3 separate regions of the Homo sapiens genome follow, and regions 1 and 2 are each linked to region 3. Evidence: chromatin loops called from intact Hi-C (ENCODE). Cell type or tissue: PC-9. All regions are shown on one strand.

Evidence for each region. Peaks named below come from ENCODE experiments on the same cell type or tissue, not always from the same donor. Only the 100,000 strongest peaks of a DNase experiment are listed, where the experiment ranks them.
Region 1: it touches region 3 in a loop (6-fold over the local background); 10 of 110 quality-filtered maps call a loop at or near these places.
Region 2: it touches region 3 in a loop (8-fold over the local background); 7 of 110 quality-filtered maps call a loop at or near these places.

Annotation. Positions count from the first base shown.
Region 1 is chrX:41,351,703-41,354,202 of GRCh38, reverse strand. It overlaps a transcript of DDX3X not described here. Among named protein-coding and RNA genes, the nearest start is that of DDX3X, 19 kb to the right of the region's middle. In PC-9, no CTCF peak of the experiment used is centred here; a DNase peak (open chromatin) is centred at 1,512; H3K27ac peaks cover 1,298 bases.
Region 2 is chrX:41,380,704-41,383,203 of GRCh38, reverse strand. No RefSeq gene overlaps it. Among named protein-coding and RNA genes, the nearest start is that of DDX3X, 48 kb to the right of the region's middle. RefSeq lists an enhancer at 1,174-1,468. In PC-9, no CTCF peak of the experiment used is centred here; a DNase peak (open chromatin) is centred at 1,263; H3K27ac peaks cover 2,195 bases.
Region 3 is chrX:41,441,200-41,443,699 of GRCh38, reverse strand. No RefSeq gene overlaps it. Among named protein-coding and RNA genes, the nearest start is that of NYX, 4.9 kb to the left of the region's middle. RefSeq lists enhancers at 611-680, 1,621-1,670 and a silencer at 1,001-1,510. In PC-9, a CTCF peak has its summit at 1,372 (motif pointing right); a DNase peak (open chromatin) is centred at 1,199; H3K4me3 peaks cover 509 bases; H3K27ac peaks cover 1,095 bases.

The DNA.
Region 1 (2,500 bases), 89 kb after region 3:
TGGATTGTACCAATGGCAATTTCCTGGTTTTGTACTGCAGTATGCCAGATGTTACCATTGGGGGAAACTGCGTGAAGGATACAGTGGAACCTCTCTTGTTTTTGCAACTTCCTGTGAATCTATACAGTTTTATTAGAAAATACATTTTAACCGTATAAAATCTGCTCAGGAAAGGATAAAGCAGCAGAAAATCTTTATAATTTCAACCAGTAGCAAAAACTATTAATATTTTAGCAGGTTTCCTTCTGGTCTTCTATGTATTTTCAAAATACTTAAGATCATTCTGCACACTGAGATGTAACCTACTTTTTTCTCTACCCACTGGAACAAGTTATTTTCTCTATGTCACTAGTAATTGTCAATGGCAGCTTTATTGTGTGTGTGTGTGTGTGTGTGTATGCGTGTGTATAGAGAGAGAGATTTTTTTTTTTTGAGATGGAACCTCACTCTGTTGCCCACAGTGGAGTACAGTGGCACAAACTTGGCTCACTACAACCTCCACCTCCCAGGTTCAAGTGATTCTCCTGCCTCAGCTTCCCAAGTAGCTGAGACTATAAGCGCTTGCCACCACGCCCAGCTAATTTTTTTTTTTTTTTTAGTAGAGACGGAGTTTCACCATGTTGGCCAGGCTGGTCTTGAACTCCACCCACCTCCCAAAGTGCTGGGATCACAGGTGTGAGCCACTGTGCCGGGCCAGCACCTTAATATTCTGAATACAATATATATATATTTTTTGAGATGGAGTCTTGCTCTATCACCCAGGCTGGAGTGCAGTGGCACAATCTCAGCTCACTGCAAGCTCTGCCTCCTGGGCTGACACCATTCTCCTGCCTCAGCCTCCTAAGTAGCTGGGACTACAGGTGCCTGCCACCTTGCCCGGCTAATTTTTTTTTTTTTTTTTTTTTGTATTTTTAGTAGAGACAGGGTTTCACCGTGTTAGCCAGGATGGTCTCGATCTCCTGACCTCGTGATCTGCCTGCCTCGGCCTCCCAAAGTGCTGGGATTACAGGCGTGAGCCACTGCGCCCAGCCCAATATTTTAAAACATTAGTTTAGCTCCAATTCTAGTTAGAAGGAACATGGTGAGCAAAAACTAAGGCAAAGGCAGAAGAAAGCACAGGATTTGCATAGACAGTAGCATGACATTCAGCTACAGGATAAGGTCTGGGAGGCAAGTTAAAGCTGCAATGGTAGATTAGAACCACGCCATAGGGGCCACGTAATAGAATGCCATTACTTTGTTTGCAATATCTGTTTTAATTTGGAATACAGAGATGCTTCCACAATGAAGAACCAGAAGCATGATCATGGCAATGCTAAGTCTGAAACAAATGACAAAAAGAAGGGGAGTGAACAGTGGACTCCACACCTAAGCCTGCTGTATCAGAATTGCCTGGGGAGCTTTAGGAATAAAAACACAAGCAAAAACCAAAACCAAAACCACAGATTTCTGAGAGAACCTCAGAGGTGGAGGATCCTGTTAGGAGAGTTGCCCTAGAATCATTTCCCAGGTACTTTCTGTTGCAACACCAAGTTGGAGAAACACAAAAGGAAAATGGCTAGGTTCCAAGAAAGGAAAGACTAATCTAAATTAATCACTACATCTCCCAGTGCCAATACTCAAGCAGACACCAAATCAGGTTTTGATTGCACCCTAAGTCAACCCTCGCCTTGCACTGAAAGATCCCATCAGGTGATTGAGGTCTGGAGAAGAGGTTCAGGGACCATTCTGCATACCACTAATGTTGACTGTTAGGTAAATGAGATGGGCTGTTGGGAATAGAATGAGTGGAAAAGGAAGTGAATGGAGGATCTCCAGCGAAAGATAGGAGGTACTTCTCTCGAAAAATGAAACATCTTCAATGTAACAAGGAAGACAGTAAATATCCAATAAACCATGATTGTATCTGCTTCACACAGTAAAATAAGGACTAAAACTGGATATACATCTACAGAAAGCCTTAGAATATAGATATGTCACAGTACTGATAGGCCTACCTAATGACCCTTTGAAGAGGGGGGAGGAAATTGGGGATGTGGCTGTTCACCTAGAGGAGATAGTATCTCATTTTATGTATATATTTAGTTTATCCATTTGTCAGTTGAGGGACATTTTTGTTTCCACTTTTTGGTTACGATGAATAATGCTACAAAACATTCACATACTTAGCATTTTCATTTCTCCTGGGTAGAATCCTCCTAGGAGTGGAATTGCTGACTTTATCTTGTTTTGAGACACCTATTTCCTGCTCTTAAATCGTATTGGTCCGTTTTGTTTTCTCCCATAATAAACATCTTTCCAAGTCACAAAATATCCTTTCATAATATAATTAAACAGTGCTTTGTCAAAAAAAAGTCCTTTCTCAGAATTATCCTAAAAACCCAGTCAAGTGTATGTAGAGAAAACTAAGAGGAAAAAAAAAATGAAGAAATTGAAGAGTAGTCATTATAGAGGACAGCCACATTAGAAACAATGACACTAAACATGCTGAAAAATAGAT
Region 2 (2,500 bases), 60 kb after region 3:
TTCCGGGGAACAGAAGGAGGGTGTTTTTGTTTTTGTTTTACCAGAGTGAGTGAAATCTTGGTCCCTTGAGATTTCCATGTAAAAATCTCAAAGCTTGTTTATTTGCCCCGTCCCTAATGGGCACCCTTTGGGGTAGGTCAGAGTAGAGACTGGTTTTCTTTGTCCCTGGGCTTGTCACCAAGTCCCAGCAAAGACTGAGCTAGGGCCACCATGTGTCCCTGGCCTGATGTTAGCCAAAAAGCAGAAGAGAGAAGGGGTGACTGGTGTACATAGGAATTTTTGTTTGGGGTTTTTTCTGCCGTGTTTTAAAGAACAGCAAATCCCTGAAATGGGTCCATGGGTCCATGTGAAACTATTCATTGAGAATGAACGGTTGTTCACCTCGGAGAGCCGTCACATCCTTCTCGGCCACCGCAGGTCACCCTCTCCTACCTCCTGGAATTGGATTCTTAGGCTGAGATGAGCCAATGGTGTAGGCTCATTTGTGGCTTTGGAATTAAGGCTTTTTTTTTTTTTTTTTTTTTTGAGACAGAGTTTCACTCTTGCCACCCAGGCTGGAGGTCAATGGCATGAGCTCAGCTCCCTCAACCTCCACCTCCCGGGTTCAAGCGATTCTCCTGCCTCAGCGTCCAGAGCAGCTGGGATTATAGGCGCGCTACCAAGCCCGGCTAATTTTTGTATTTTTAGTAGAGACGGGGTTTCACCATGTTCAGCAGGCTGGTCTTGAACTCCTGACTTCAGGTGATCCGCCTGCCTCGTCCTCCCAAAGTGCTGGGATTACAGGTGTGAGCCACTGCGCTCGGCTGGCTTTTTTTTTTTTTTTTTTTTGAGACGGAGTCTCGCTCTGTCGCCCAGGCTGGAGTGCAGTGGCGCGATCTCTGCTCACCGCAAGCTCAGCCTCCCGGGTTCACGCGGTTCTCCTGCCTCAGCCTCCCGAGTAGCTGGGACTACAGGCGCCCGCCACCACACCCGGCTAATTTTTGTATTTTTAGTAGAGACGGGGTTTCACTGTGTTAGCCAGGAAGGTCTCGATCTCCTGACCTCGTGATCCGCCCGCCTCGGCCTCCCAAAGTGCTGGGATTACAGGTGTGAGCCATGGCGCCCGGCTTTTTTTTTTTTTTAATAGAAAAACTAAACACTTCTTCATGGGCTGCTGCCCAAGTCTTTGCTAAATTTTGTTAAGCCCTTATGTTTATCGTGTCATCTCATCCAGACGTCAGTCATAAACATGCCCATCTGAACTCCTGATCCTCTCTTTTCCAGAAATGGGATGAGTCACCCAGTTCGTCAGCCTTCCTCTTTCAGAAGCCAGTGAGAGTGTGGCTAGAGGGGACTCTGCCCCGAGGGAACACCAGGCAGTGGCCTCTGACCCAGGCCTGCCCTGCAGTACTCAGCTTTCCAGAACAAAGAGTTCCAGTCCCAGTGGGGGACGGGGGCCTTTGTTCATGACTGGGAGAATCAAGAGAACTGCCTAAGAGGGCCCAGAAATTTCCCAGAGCTCTGAGCAAAGTGAGGAAGGGCATCCTTGCTCCAGATGAACCCACCAGGTCGCCCCTAAAGAAAAAAGGCCACGAGGCCAGGCCTGGTGGCTCAAGCCTGTAATTCCAGCTCTTTGGGAGGCAGAGGAGGGCGAATCACAAGGTCAGGAGTTTGAGACCAGCCTAGCCAACATGGTGAAACCCCGTCTCTACTAAAAATACAAAAAATTAGCTGGGCGTAGTGGCGGGCGCCTGTAATCCCAGCTACTCGGGAGGCTGAGGCAGAATTGCTTGAACTTGGGAGGTGGAGGTTGCAGTGAGCCGAGACCTCGCCACTACACTCCAGCCCGGGCAACAGAGTGAGACTCCGTCTCAAAAAAAAAAAACGGCCGGGCATGGTGGCTCACGCCTGTAATTCCAGCACTTCGGGAGGCCAGGGCGGGCAGATCACCTGAGGTCGGGAGTTCAAGACCAGCCTGACCAACATGGAGAAACCCTGTCTCTACTAAAAATACAAAAGTAGCCGGGCATGGTGGCAAATGCCTGTAATCCCAGCTACTGGGGAGGCTGAGGCAGGAGAATTGCTTGAACCTGGGAGGCGGAGGATGCGGTGAGCCGAGATCACGCCATTGCACTCCAGCCTGGGCAACAAGAGCGAAACTCCATCTCAAAAAAAAAAGAGAGAGAGAGAGAAAAGAGGCCACAAGGGATTCTGGCCTCGCCCCCAGGGCCATGTCCTGGGGAAACAGTCAGTTTGAGAAAGGGCTTGGAACTGGAGGGAGAAGGCCTCAGGAAAGCCCAATGTGCACCTTGTCTTTGCTCTGGGCTTGCCTCGGGTCAGCCCTCAAACCTCACCCAGGCCCAGGCAGGGACTGGGGGTGGTGAGAATCGAACCCTGAATGCACTCACACCGAGCCGCCCCTGAAGCTTCAGCATGAGGCCCACACAGGCCTCATTCCCGTGCAGCATCTGCCTGTTTCTCCCAGGAGCCCTGCCCACCCAGTTGGGCTGGTTGGTGGCCA
Region 3 (2,500 bases):
ATGGGATGGATCCGGCCTGGGAATAGAGGGAAGCTACGCCATGGCCTTGAGCTGGGGCCACTCTCTGTGCCATCACACCCTAGCCCAGAATGCTGAGGAATGCAAGAATTGCAAACTTGAATTTAACCTTCCAGATTGTTATGAAGGTATATCTGCTCAGATAGGAGGATAGAACATGTTTTATTTAACAGTTTTTTAGCTTGATGTGTAGCTTTTAAATATTCAGACATACAGTGTGTGGTCCTCCGTGCGTACTCTTGCCCCAGGCCCCACAAAGCTGGGCCCAAGCCTGGGTTTGGCACACAGGCGGAAGTGCACAATTGTTTGCTGAAGGGAATTGAAGCCCATGTGAGAATTTGTAAGGGAGCTATAGAAAGAGAACCGGGTGAGTGACAGCCTTGGCCTCTTACCCTTCCTTTTTCTCTGACTTACTGGATGGTGTCAGGACAGGGACTTTCAGTTCCTAGGCCTGATTGTACTCGAAACATATTCCATAATCTTGTCCAGACCCCTCATTCTTCAAGTGAGGAAACTGAGGCCCAGAGAGATTAAGTGACCTGCTCCCCAGAGTGACATATGAAGGTGGAGCTGGGACCCAGTGGGTACCCTGTCCTCCTGCCTCCCAGTCCCTGGGTTTTTCTCGGGTCCTAATAAGGACACACACAGCCCCTGTGGCCACCCCCGACGTCCCCACTGCATGCCTCAGATCAGGATGGGGGAGGGGTAGCCACTCCCCTCTTGCTGGGCACCTCTAAATGACCTTGGCTGAACCTATTCTGTGGCTAAAGCACCCAACTCCCTTGTTCTTTATTCGCAAACTATCCTACTTCTGTCGTTTCACATCCGCCCTTCCAATCCAAACCCCAGCTCAGTGGGGTTGGATTGGATCAGCCTGGGCTCCCGGGCCTCATTTCTGGAATTGGAGGAAGGAGGAAGAGAGGCGAGAGTGCCCTCATTCCGCTGACTCCCAGTGTAGTGACAGTGACGTCGCCCCAACGGCAGGCCCGGACACAGTTAGGTGCGGGCTCGCGCCCCATCTGGTGCCCCGGGGCTCAGGGCGCGCCGCCGCGGTCCTGGAGGGGCAGTAGGCAGCGAGTCACTGGGCTGGACGTTTCCGCTCTGGCTCCTCCCTCCGCGGGCTTCAGAAAACTAGTTCAGCTCGCTGGCCCCGGCTGGCAACCGTGCGTGACACAGTGGTTTTTTTTTCCCATAAAGGTCACGTCCTTGCGAAACCTCTGCAGCCTCTGCCGGTAACCACCACCCCGGCCCCACCCTGGGGAGAAGGGGCGGAGCCTCCGGGGCGAGCCACGCCCCCGATGAGCCCGGTCCTGCCCAGCGTGGCCGCCAGAGGGCACCGAGGTTCGGGAGTCGGGGTGGGGCGGCCCCGGGACCTCTGTCTGCTCCCCGCCGCGGCACCCGCACCTACTCGGTGGGGGCGGGGGCCAGGGCTGGGGAAAGTCCCAGGGCGTGCCTGGTGCCAGAAACGTTCCTCACGCACCTGGAGTCGCAGAATGCCCGGGCTGGAAGGGATGCCAGGGTGGGGACCTAACCTGCCAAAGGTCACACCCTGGGGAAGATCTCCCAGTGCCGTGTCCTCCTGACCAGGCCGCGTAGTGCGCATGGCCTGTTTGTCACCTGTAAATGAAGGGTTAGCTCACCAACAGGCTCTGCCCACTGCCCACAAATACACCTTCCTGGGGCCTCTTCTGAAATCATCGTTCTTTACATTGCATCCAAAGTAGGTTTCTCTCCCATTGCAGCAGATGTCAAACAAAAAACAAAGTAGGTCTCTCCATTTCCCGATACAGTTGACCCTTGAACAATATGGGTTTACACTTCGCGTAACCACTTACACTTGGATTTTTTTTTCAATAAAAGTTACACCAAGGGCCGGGCGTGGTATTTTTGGTAGAGATGGGGTTTCACCATCTTGGCCAGGCTGCTTTTGAACTCCTGACCTGGTGATCCACCTGCCTCGGCCTCCCAAAGTGCTGGGATTAAGGGCGTGAGTCACCGTGCCTGGCCAGTTATTGTTTGTGTATGTGTGTGTGTTTTGTGGTTTTTTGTTTTTTTGTTTTTTGTTTTTTTGAGACAGAGTCTCACTCTGTCGCCCCGGCTGGAGTGCAGTGTTGCAATCTCAGCTCACTGCAGCCTCCACCTCCCAGGTTCAAGAGATTCTCCTGCCTCAACCTCCTGAGTAGCTGGGACTACAGGCATGCACCACCATGTCTGCCTAAATTTAAAAATTTTTTTTTGTTGAGACAGTGTCTCACTATGCTGCTCAGGCTGGTCTTGAACTCCTGAACTCAAACTATCCTTCTCCCTTGGCCTCCCAAAGTGTTGGGATTATAGGCGTGAGCCACTGTACCCAGCAGAGAATATTTGTTTGCTTGTTTGTTTTGAGATGGAGTTTCACTTTTGTTGCCCAAGCTAGAGTGCCATGGCATGATCTTGGCTCACTGCAACTTCCATCTCCTGGGTTCAAGTGATTCTCCTGCCT